2 separate regions of the Homo sapiens genome follow, and region 1 is linked to region 2. Evidence: chromatin contacts called from ENCODE Hi-C or POLR2A ChIA-PET data. All regions are on one chromosome and are shown on one strand. Each heading gives the region's core, a stretch centred on a gene start or an enhancer-like site at or near the end of the contact. The rest is flanking DNA. Distances are from core to core; before and after follow the strand shown.

Evidence for each region. A loop is a pair of places that touch in the nucleus more often than their neighbours do. ChIA-PET counts read pairs that join two places held with the same protein, here RNA polymerase II (POLR2A). Pooled maps may share reads with other maps.
Region 1: a map of B cell shows a loop between it and region 2 (2.1-fold over the local background). The contact joins the enhancer-like site here to the promoter of GPR68 in region 2. A Hi-C loop is called at or near these places in 1 of 168 maps with a recorded cell type or tissue (B cell) and 5 of 50 pooled maps. POLR2A ChIA-PET finds 5 or more read pairs at or near these places in 2 of 52 experiments (B cell and activated CD4-positive, alpha-beta T cell).

The regions. Positions count from the first base shown.
Region 1 is chr14:91,007,606-91,013,523 of GRCh38, forward strand. All of the region lies in intron 1 of RPS6KA5 (ribosomal protein S6 kinase A5), which reads right to left. Among named protein-coding and RNA genes, the nearest start is that of RPS6KA5, 50 kb to the right of the region's middle. RefSeq lists enhancers at 1,984-2,033, 2,044-2,253. Within about 2 kb of position 2,071, at least 8 of the 41 ENCODE cell types and tissues checked have a DNase peak (open chromatin) inside an H3K27ac peak, as active enhancers do; they include B cell, where a contact is called at or near this core.
Region 2 is chr14:91,241,509-91,247,080 of GRCh38, forward strand. GPR68 (G protein-coupled receptor 68) reads right to left here and starts at 3,196. Exons shown (of 2, transcript NM_001177676.2): 1 at 2,789-3,196. RefSeq lists enhancers at 1,724-1,833, 2,893-3,394, 2,914-2,963.

The DNA of each region.
Region 1 (5,918 bases), core at 821-3,320, 240 kb before region 2:
CCATGAATTTTGTGAAATCCCCTCACAGGTACCTTTTCACATTCCCATCAACAGTGCAAGAGGGTTCCAATTTCTCCACATTCTGTCCAATACTTACTATTTTGTTTTTTTTTTTGGTAGTAGCCATCCTAGTAGATATGAGGTGGTGATTGATGTAATTTTAAAAACAGTAAACTTAAGGATAAAAGGAAAATTGTCTTTTCCTTCAGATTTAAATAACTTTGTTGTTGTTTTCTTCATAAAATTATCCAGGTTCACTGTTTTTTGAAAAAATAGGCCTAAAGCAGACCTTAAAAATCTCCCATAATCCCAACACTCAAAGGTAACTATTGTTAACCCTTGGCATGGTCTTCCAGGATTTCAGCCACAAACCTATGATTGATAAATGGCTTCCTAACTTTCTAAGCAATGCTATTGTAAGTATAATTTGTATAATAATTTTTTAAAGTTGTGAGATGTTTAACTTGGAACTTCCCACTCCTATGGAGGAAAATGATCGGTAAAAATGCATTTTTCACTCTGTTGCCATAGTTTCAGCTAAGCTGCACAAATGTAATTGCACAGAGCATGTGCTGAAATCATTTGATTAGATCCAATGATTCACTTATGTTAAAGGCTTAATTTAAAAGCACTTTTACAATTAAGGTAGAAATAAAGAGAACAATAATGCTTTTGAAGCCATTTCAAATACATTTCACAGTATATGCTAAGGCACTCATATGCCAGATTTTATTCAATGAATTAATCATTTATTAAACTTGAAATAAGATATGAGAAATGTAAGTTAATAAACAGGCCTGTGGAGTATGTGGACATGAAGGAGAATATCATGTGAAGCTGGTTAGAAAAGCTCATTGAGAATACAGGTCCCCATTTACTCAACAGTCAAGAGTGCCTACTAAAGGCCAACGTTCTGGGCTACGTGTTAGGTCTTTAGCTAAGAAGTACAGGATTTGTACTGGCAAAAAAATGAGAGGATGGCTGGGAAATTCTGTACTGGAAGAACAGCTGGGGCAAAGGTATAAGTAGAAATAACTATGTTACTACGAGAGAATAATAAAAAGACTGTTCTAACTAGCTATAATGAATTTATGTGAGAAAAACATAACATAAAATAGGTATATGGAACTAGCTGGCTCAAAACCTGGAATGCCAGACTAACTAGTTTTAATTGAATCCGTAAGTAATAATGGCTCTTCACTACATAAAAGTAATGTTTTAGAAAAATTCTCCTGGCAGTAATGTACAATGTGCATAGAAGCAAGGAAAAATGATTGCTAAAAAACAATGAGGTATTGCAGTAAAAAAGATGTGTACTAATGAGGGTCTGGTCTGAGTAAAAACTAGAGGAAAGAGTGAACCCAAGAATCACTGTAATGCTCAGTTTAAGAAACATTCATTGAATACCTGTCTTGGGTGCTGAAACTACAAAAGGCACAGGACAGGGTCCTCACTTTCAAAGATAAATTAACTCAATTTCTGTTCCATTTTTTTCCCTATTGGCCCCTGCTATGGTGTGAATGTTTCTCCTCAAAATTGTATGTTGAAATCTAATCCCCAGTGTGTTGACATTAAGAGGTGGGGCCACTGGAAAGTGATTAGGTCACTAGGGCAGAGCCCTCATGGATGGGATTAGTGCTCTTATAAAAGAGGCTAGAGCGAGCCTGCTGGCCCCTTCCACCATGTGAGGACACAGCTAGAAAACATCATCTATGAAGCAGAGAGCCCTCACCAGACACTGAACCTCCTGGTGCCTAGAACTGTGAAAAATAAATTTCTGTTGTTTATAAATTACCTAATCCAAGGTTGCTGGGCTTTTTCTTTTAATAGAGACCGAGTCTCACTATGTTGCCCAAGCTGGTCTCAAACTCCTGGCTCATGCAACCCTCCCTCCTTGGCTTCCTAAAGTGCTGGAATTACAGGCATGATGCCTGGCCATGTCTAAGGTATTTTAATTATTGTAGCCTGAACAGACTAAGACAGCCCTATATCTAAAGCATAAGAAATGCAAGTCTGGTGAATGGCAGTGTTACCAACAGAATAAGGAAGTCAAAAGGGGAAGTTTTTTGGTTTCAACACTGATTTTGAAGAATGGCAGAAAAAAACCCCAAAAGAGCTTTCATGTAGGCAGCTCTAGACAAGGAACTAAAGTTCTGCAGAGACATCATGCACAGAGTTACTAGGAGAAAGGCAATGGCTAAAGCTTTAAGACGAACGCCCTTCAAGAGACCACAGGAAAGGAAAGGCAAGTCTTGATGATTACCTAGAGTTATGAGGCAAGAAGAAAAAGAGCCAGAGAAGTGGTTCAACTAACCATGTATGAAATTCAAAGAAAGAACATCAAAAAAGAAGTATCAATGCAGTCAAATGCAGCAAGAAGGTGGAAGTGCATGAAGACTGAGACACTCTAATTTGGTTAGGTCAACAGCGATTTTTTTTTTTTTTTAAGAACCATTAATAGGGGAAGAATGAGAAAAAAAGCCAGATTTCAAAAAGCATAATGAAGGAAGTGAATTTTTACTACATTTTTTACTAAATTTTTGAAAGTTTACTAAACTTTACTAAATTTTTTAAAGTTTAAAAGGAGGAGATATTATTTTTAAAAATAAAACAGTCAAAACAGAATGCAGATTATTTGTATGATGACCTACCTTGACATACCATGACATGACTGTTAAATAGGATAGTGACCACAGAAATGACCCCCTTTGAACTATAAAGTCAAACAGCACTGGCTGGACTCTAACCATTCAGGCCGTAAGCTGGGGAGCTAGAAAATTCTTCCCAGAATAAAAACAAGCTAGCTCCAAGAACCATGGAGATTTCATAGAGCCATAATATCCCGGATCATCAAATTGTTCAATAACATTGCAAGTCACATCTAACCTTTTAAGGATGGTTTGAAACCCCTAATGTCAATGTCAAAATGGGCATCTAACAGCCCAAATAAAAATCCAAGCCTCAGCATAAAAGTATGTGAATAGAAAAGCTTAAGCCTAAAATTTACACAGGAAGGTTGCATTATAGGGGTGTGGATGGAAAAACAAAACAATAACAATTCTGTTCAAGGAATGAGGGTATAATGAAAAGGAATACAGGGGAAATGGGAAAGAATCATATGAAACTTTTTTCCAACTTAAGACAGATGACAGAGAAAACCCATGGGAAAATGGAATGTAGGAAAGGCTAGAAAAAGTAGAGATGGGAGGGTGGTTCCTAAGGGAGCAGGTTCTTCACGCAGTGATAAATAATGGGATCCGGGACAGAAGAGACTCAAGAATTCAAGAACAGAGAGAAGGATATGTTAAGGTGTCAAGGGCAGGAAAAAAACAAACCATAGGCTTTCTCACCAACACAAATGGTCTCTGAAGGAAGTACCAGAGAAGCAGTACCCTGGAGCAACAATAGAATGCCTCAGCAGTCAGCTTGGCCAAAAACACACCTCAGAAGATGAAATGAGATCTATGCAAAGTCACCTTACGAAATACAAATCACTGTATGCAGATCAGAAGAACTTGAACTTTCCTAATCAAAAGAACAAAAATGTATAAAAGAATGGACAACAAAAGATAGACTGGACAAAATGGAAACTAAAAAACAGGCCAGGCACGGTGGCTCATGCCTGTAATCCAAGCACTTTGGGAGGCCGAGGCGGGTGGATCACGAGGTCAAGAGATCGAGACCATCCTGGCCAACATGGTGAAACCCCGTCTCTACTAAAAACACAAAAATTAGTCAGGTGTGGTGGCAGGCGCCTGTAGTCCCAGCTACTCAGGGGGCTGAGGCAGAAGAATCGCTTGAACCTGGGAGGCAGAGGTTGCACTGAGCTGAGATCGCGCCACTGCACTCCAGCTTGAAGACAGAGTAAAACTCTGTCCCAAAAAAAAAGAAAAGAAAACTAAAAAACAGAATTCTAAATTGGGCAATGTGTTTCTAGCACTATCCATGGGACAATCTAACCTGTCAATTCAAACATCAGGTTCCCTATCATGGAAATTGCTGTATCATGCTCTCAAGCTTTACTGTCTTATTAGACCACTTGACCAATTCCTTTTTTCTAATTCCATTCTCACCATGGAAAGGTACCAATTGAGTCCTTCCGTCCTTTGCTTATAACTATAGCTGTAAGCATGAAATCAAAATATGAAAAGACGAATAGCATAATGATCCAGTGTTGAATGACTCCTATTTGCCACTATCAAGGCACATTTAATTAACAGCAATATATACATAATACTGCAGTAAGTAAACCATGGCCTACTCAATTATTTTCTAATTTTTTTATTTCAGAAAAAAAGGAGAACAATTATAAAAAGTAACATTGTAAGATTTAGTAGTGAATGCAACAGAAAGGATAGAAACGTATCGTTTGTTGCAGCTAAACTTAAATAAGCCATAATTTATTATAAATGATCTACAGAACATCAATTTCTAAAACTTAAATTTTGTTCAAAACCTTATCCAATTTTCAGTTACTTGACAGATTTTTTTTTCTTTGAGACATCAGTTCATCAATTAAAACAAAAAAGAGGGAAACAAAGCCTAATATGTTAGTAAGAAAGTTCCTACTTTTGGCAAAGAAAGGAGTTTCAGTCCTAGCCCTTATTCCCTATTCCTCAATAAACAGTTTCACTTTCTCCGTTCCAACACTTTTGGTATTAATGAAATCTCAATACTAACCTCTAATTTTCAAGTTCTGGTATGAATAAGATCATGACACTGTATTGCACATATTTTTGTCTTTTTAAAACTGTTCCTATGTTATGAACTATGACAAAGAAAGTCTTCAGGGGAAAAAAACAACTATATATGGTAATCCTATCTTCCGAACACTAGCTACTCTCATTTTTATATGTTCAATTCCAGTCTTTTCTTGTTGTATGTGTACTCTAGTTGTTACATTGGGCTTACCAGCCCCTTATAATCTACACTCAATACTCAAATCTGCAGTGCCAAGGCCTGTGCAAGTCCAAAGCCTCCCCTGTCTGCCCAGGTTTCCCTCAATTACTGGGAGAGCTGACCTTCTCAGAACTCTTAGAGCTACTTGGTCACCAACGCTTTTATGCACTGCAATAATCCAGTGAGGACACAGCTCACCAACTTCTACACAAGATAAACAAAAACCAAACATGTTCAAAAAGCATTCCTTAGCATACCAGACTTCAGTGAAGATTTCTGAAGCTAGGCAAAAGAGTGGTACACCAGGCAACAGTTAAAACAACCCCCTCAAAAGGAGCTGGAGGAAGGAACCTTCTCAATCTGTCTTTCCATCATCCAACCGTGGGGAAGGGGATCTTTATCTCACCTATCCCTGACCTTACATCACTTTTCTGACTTGTTTTCTCTCTCCTCTTCCCTATTAGGAATAAGACCAGCAATCCCATCCCCTTGTTTGCTCTACTTCTTCTGACCTCTCAGACCCTGTGAACATCCATCCTCACAGGACTCCCTATCCTTAAGTGAGCTTGATGTCAAGGCAATGCCCCCAGTGTACCTCCCTTCATATAAGGAATTCTGGTGTCCACTGATGCCATAAGACATTTTTCTTCTCTTTCCCTATTTCATAGGTTTCACGTAGTCACCAGACTCTACATGTAAGCTATAGTATATTAATTGAACAAACATCTTGAATGCTTACTTATATCCAACATTGTGCAAAGCACTGACAAGACTGGAACAGACATACTCCCTGACCCCAAGCAGCTCAGGGTCCAGAGGGGACACTCAGGCAGGTGACCAAGTCCAAGGAACAAGCACTATTAAAGAGAAATGAGGTAAATAGTACCAGAAGAGCATAAGAGAGCATCTCAGCCCATCTGAAGGTTTGGAGAAGTTAGGCAGCTAAGGAACAGCAGGGTAAAAAAAAAAGCTGTGAGTAGGAAGGAAAAGCATACAGAAAACCACCAAAACAACAGAGA
Region 2 (5,572 bases), core at 1,946-4,445:
CAGCTCTCTTGCCAGCACCCTAGATGGGCTTGGTCAAGAGCTCCTTCCCAGAGTCAGTGCAACAGCCTCCTCCTGGGCTGCTTCCTGTCTCCATCTTACTATCCTCAAAGCCATCCTCTAAACAGAAATCTAACCCAGTCACACCCTGCTGCAAATGCTTCCATGGTTCTCCAATCATCCACCCATCCATCCATCTGTTCATCCATCCATTCAAACATCCATCATCCATTCATCCATCCGTCCACCCAAGTATTCATTCATACAGCAAATACTCACCGAGTGTCTATTATATGGAAGGCACAACACTAGACACTGGCCCCTAGTAACAAGTGGTTTTTAGTCCTAAGGCGGAGGAGAGAAGATAAGTGAAACAAGCTCACAAAGAGAGCGCAGGGTTTTGTGAGGATTCACGGGTGGGGGCCTCACCCTGTCAGGAAAGGCCTTCCTGAGCATCGGCAGTTACAGTAAGATCAGAAGAAAGAGGAAGTGCTGCCGAAGCAGAGGAGAGTTTCTACCTGTGGAAAATGTGTGGAAACAGACGAAATGCAAGAGGAAGAGAAGGGGCAGCTCTGCGGAACTGAAAGTAGGTTGGTGTGACTGGATCTAAATAAGAGGTAGGCAGGGCGAGAGAGGAAACAGTGTGAAGCTGTAGAACTGGCAAGTAATTACAAGGGAGGTGGGGAACAACCAGGGGCAAATTGGAGATTTTTCTTGGTGCCTGGTCCTTATAGCCTCCCCAGAATTATTTGTTGGATGGATGGTGGAGAGGTGGGAGGGTGAATGAGTAAATGGAGGGATAGGGGTAGCCAGATAGATGGATGACTGGATGGCTGGATAGATGGATATATGGGCAGCTGGAGAGGTGAGTGGATAGATGGGTGGGTGGATGGATAAGTGGATGGGTGAATGTGTAAATGGATGCATGGGTGAGGGGTAGAGGGATAGAGGGATGAGTGAATGGGTGGACAGACGGACGTATGGGTGGGTGGATAGGTGAGCTGATGGAAGGGTGGGTGGGTGGGTGGGTGGGTGGCTAAGTGGATGGGTGAATGTGTAAATGGATGCACAGGTGAGGGGAAGATGGATAGATGGATGAGGGAATGGGTGGCAGATGGATTATGGGTGGGTGGATAGGTGAGTAGGTGAGTAGGTGAGTGAGTGGATAGGTAAGTGGTGGGGGGTTGAGGCTGGGTGCTGGGACAGTGAGGATATCATTAATAGAAACAGGAAAGTGAGGAGGAGGAATCACCGTGGTCCCCTCTCTGCTCAGCCTGCCTGAGCTGGTCTGAGGGTCCTGATTTTTCACCAGTGCCTTCCCTTCTACTGTTCCCTGAGGACAGGCACCCCCAGATGGAAACTCTGACTTGCCCTCTACCTCATCTCCACAGGAACCTTCCTCCTCAAAAATCAAAGAACACAGTGGATGCGAAAATATTCCATAAATGGAAAAACGTAGATGTAGAGAAGAACTAAGCCACATCTGTCGAGGGCCCTGCACTTGCCAGGCAAGTTTCTGAATGTCTGTTCTCTCTTTCAACACCACTCTCATCAGCTCCCACTTTACAGATAAAGAAACTGAGGCTCAGAGAGATGAACCAACCTGCTGAAGTCTCTGCAGTTGAGATGCGGCAGGCCAGGTCTGGAACTCGGACTGGTCCATACTTTCCTTCATGCTGTGCTGACTATCATGATCATCCCAGAACCACCACCCTCAAGCCCCCAGCTCAGCCAAGCTCCAGTCCTCACAGATGCTGCAGCAATGGCCACCAGGCTTGGTCCTGGCCTGGCCCCTTCACCTGGACTATGCTTTAGCAGGTCAACCATGTTTTCAACGCCCACTGAGGAAAACCAGCCACGTGGCCAGTCCGTAGTTTGGGAAGGCATTGGAGAAAAGAATCAAAATAACACTTTATTACCCAGCTAAAAAATTGAGAAAAACTATAGAGTGACTCAACGCCTGAAAGCAAATCTTTAGCAAATGCAAATCAGCATAGAGGTCTCTGAGGACTTTAATGACCAAGAGAAATTAAGCTCCCAACAGGAAGGAAAGGCCTCTCTGACTAAGCTAGGAGTCTCTTGCATGTCCCAAGTCAGAAGGCGGAGGTGCCTAAATGCTGGATTCCAGCTGGCACATAAATAGTGATCTAACTCGCCCCCCCTTTCGTGCAGCACACACCGGCACGCACACAGACAGTTACTCATGGTGCCAGGGCTGCTCACGGAACCCCAAACCCACAAGAGCTGGGGAGTTTCCCCAGGGCCCAGCTTCCTTTTCCTTCAGTTGGCCAAACCTCTGCATGCTTTAAGCAAGGCTGTTTCATTTTCTGAAAGTGCTTTATTTTTCCCTCTGAGGAGAGGGGAAACATCAGGATGCATTTTTCCTTAGTCCCCATTTTCCCCCCAGATCGCCTCACTCCAGCAACAACGTGGACCATAGCATCTCACTTCTAGAACCCTTGTCACTGTTTCAAAGGTCAGTCCCATCTGGGCCCACGAAGTCCCTGTGAGTCAGGTGGGCTGGCATTGCTAAGCCATTTCTCAGAACCTGAAGCCCAGAGAGGCTAATGCAGGGAGGCTCAAACTCACACAGTCAGTTGGGGTGGATCTGAATCCAGAACCCACGTGTCTAGGCACCAACTTGCTGCCTTTGAGCTTTTTGGATCACAAGCAATAGCAAGAAATACACCTGACATCGCGACCCAGAACACAGACACACACACACACACACACACACACACACACACACACATCTGTACAAAGCAACAAACTTCCCCAAAGCAATACTTACCCTACTTCTTGCCACGCACTCTGATCATTTCTATTCTATTTCAATTTTTTAAATGCAGGTCATGAGCTATGAAGTTGATTTACTGACCCATGAATGGGTCACAACCCGCAGTTTGGAAACAGCTGGATGGACCCCCACCTGTGCTTTCCAGCTTCTCCTAGAGCCTCAGGGCCCCAGGAAGGCAGTGTGGTCTCTGCAACCAGGTGAGGAGCAGGCAGCTGCTGAAATCAGGATGGAGGGAGTCCTCTGAGGGGGGACTCTGAAACGAGTCCTCTCTGACTCTGCCTGCCCCAGCTAGGCTCTGCCTTCAAACCTCAAACAGCTGGGCTTCCTGCAGAGGCTCTGCAGGAGCCTGGGCACCCTTGCAGCCACGATCCCAGCTCTCCCTCCAGCGACTTCCCGCAGCCTGAACCTCCCAGCTCCGGCTAGAAAATCCCCAGCTGGAGGCTGCCCATTCCCGAGCTGAGGCAGAATCATGTGAACTCCAATCTGGTGTCAGGCTGGGCGGTTGCCGAGGAACCACTCGCCAGCCAGAGGCTGAGGGCGGCGGAATGGCTCTCTCCACGCATCTTCCTCTGCTCTCCATGCAACCCAGAGTCAGTGAGCAGCCTCGCTGGGAATGTGAAAGCCTGAGCTAGGGGCAGGTGCCCTCAGGACTGTGGTGGGGGGATACAGGAGGAGGGGGTGGGCTAATTCTAGCCACCTTTCAGCACCTACAGGATACCGGGATCCAGGCAAGGGTGGGGGAAGCCGCCAACATCTGGGTCACTGGGGCTCAACCCTGGCCATGTGCATGAGAACATACCTGGGAGCCTACAAAAAAAATACCAATGCCCGGGCCCCACCCGGGGCTGGTTAAATCATGTTTCCTGGAAGTGACGTGCCAGCATCAGTGGCTCTAAAGCTCCCTGGACTGTTCTAAAGTGCAGTGAAGGTGGGCAGCCACGGATGTGGTGAAGCAGGTAGGATCCTGTTTGGCAGAGCAGCAGAGCGAAGGCAGTGGAGCTAAGGCTCTGGGCATCAGTAAGGATAGGGCGGGCATCAATGTTTTCAACTGTGTCGGTCCCCAGAGAAGGAATCAAGCCCAGGGCTCTGGCCCCGGGGGCCCTTCTGGCTCTCAGGAGCACTTACTAAACTCCCTCCCTCACACACATAACACGGAGGATGGAAAGGCCCAGCATTTTGGCGTAACCACCTCCCTCCAAGGCAGACTCCTTGGAAGCTGATTATAAGCTACGTTGCCAGAGCCAGGAAGCCAACAGATACGGTGCATGGGGCCACTGGGGGTGCGAGTCCTTCCTGCTGGAAGTGGCCAGAGCCCTGTGCTTGGTCCCTGCTCTGGGGACCAACACAGTTTAAAACACTGATGCCCATCTTATTCATGCCAAGAGCCTTGGCTCCACTGCCCTCACTCTGTTGGTAGGGGGTCTAAGGAAATCCCCTTCAGTGGGGCCTGGGCCCTCCAAGCAAATGCTACCACATAGCAGGCCTTTTAAAAACTATTTCCGGCCAGGTGCGGTGGCTCACGCCTGGAATCCTAGCACTTTGGGAAGCCGAGGCGGGTGGATCACCTGAGGTCAGGAGTTGGAGACCGGCCTGGTCAACATGGTGAAACCCCATCTCTATTAAAAATACAAAAATTTGCTGGGGGTGGTGGCGCATGCCTGTAATCCTAGCTACTCGGGAAGCTGAGGCAGGAGAATCACTTGAACCTGGGAGGCAGAGGTTGCGGTGAGCTGAGATCATGCCATTGCACTCCAGACTGGGCGACAAAAGCGAAACTCCGTCTCAAAAAAAAAAAAGTTTCCTACGTCAGTTGCTTCTTGCAGGCCTTATGTTACGAGCAAAGGCTTCAGCTTGTTGTGGTGCAGTAGCGTGCATTTAGACACACGTGCTACTTCTGAGTTGCGGAAGTGTGGCTGGCTTTCCCTGATGTCATATAGGAGGACGCGGGGTTAGGAGCACAGAACTGACTTAGCAGTGACTGCCTGGCTTACCCCTAGGACACAACCTGCCAGAGAGAGCACCTCTGGCCCTCTACGGGGTGGCCTGTCCTAACAGGGTGTGCACACACCGGCCGTCTACACCATCATCGTCTATACCTGCAGGAACCACTAATGGCATGGTGTCCCCTCCCGCCTCCAGCCCTGCCAGGGGCTGGCAAGCTGCCCCAGCCCCTCTGCTGGCAGCATGTGCCCTACTGCACCTGGAGTAAGGACCATGCCTTTGGGATGAAGGAGGGGTGAAACTTTCTTTGGTTTTACTCAAATTGGCTGAGCCCAGGTCTTTGTGAAATGCTAGCTCAGTAAGAGAAAAAAGAGCCCATGCTCTCTCATGTGCTTGGCCCTCAAGGAGTTAGAAAATAGCCTGGAGTGGCTCAGTGCCAAGAGCTCCCTTTACCATTTCCTGAGCATTTGCTTTGCACCAGGTGCTGTGCCCATCCTTTGTTTAATCCTTATATCAACTCTGTGTGGCAGGGATTATCCTGTTGCCCAGGCTGGAGTGCAGTGGTACCACCTCCACTCACTGCAACCTCCACCTCCTGGGTTCAAGCAATTTTCCTGCCTCAGCCTCCCAAGGAGCTAGGATTACAGGCATGCGCCACCACACCAGGCTAACTTTTTTTTTTTTTTTTTTTTTTTGAGATTCGCTCTTGTTGCCCAGTCTGGAGTGCAATGGCGTGATCTCGGCTCACGGCAACTTCCACCTGCCAGGTTCAAGCTATTCTCCTGCCTCAGCCTCCTGAGTAGCTGGGATTACAGGCATGTGTCACTATGCCTGGCT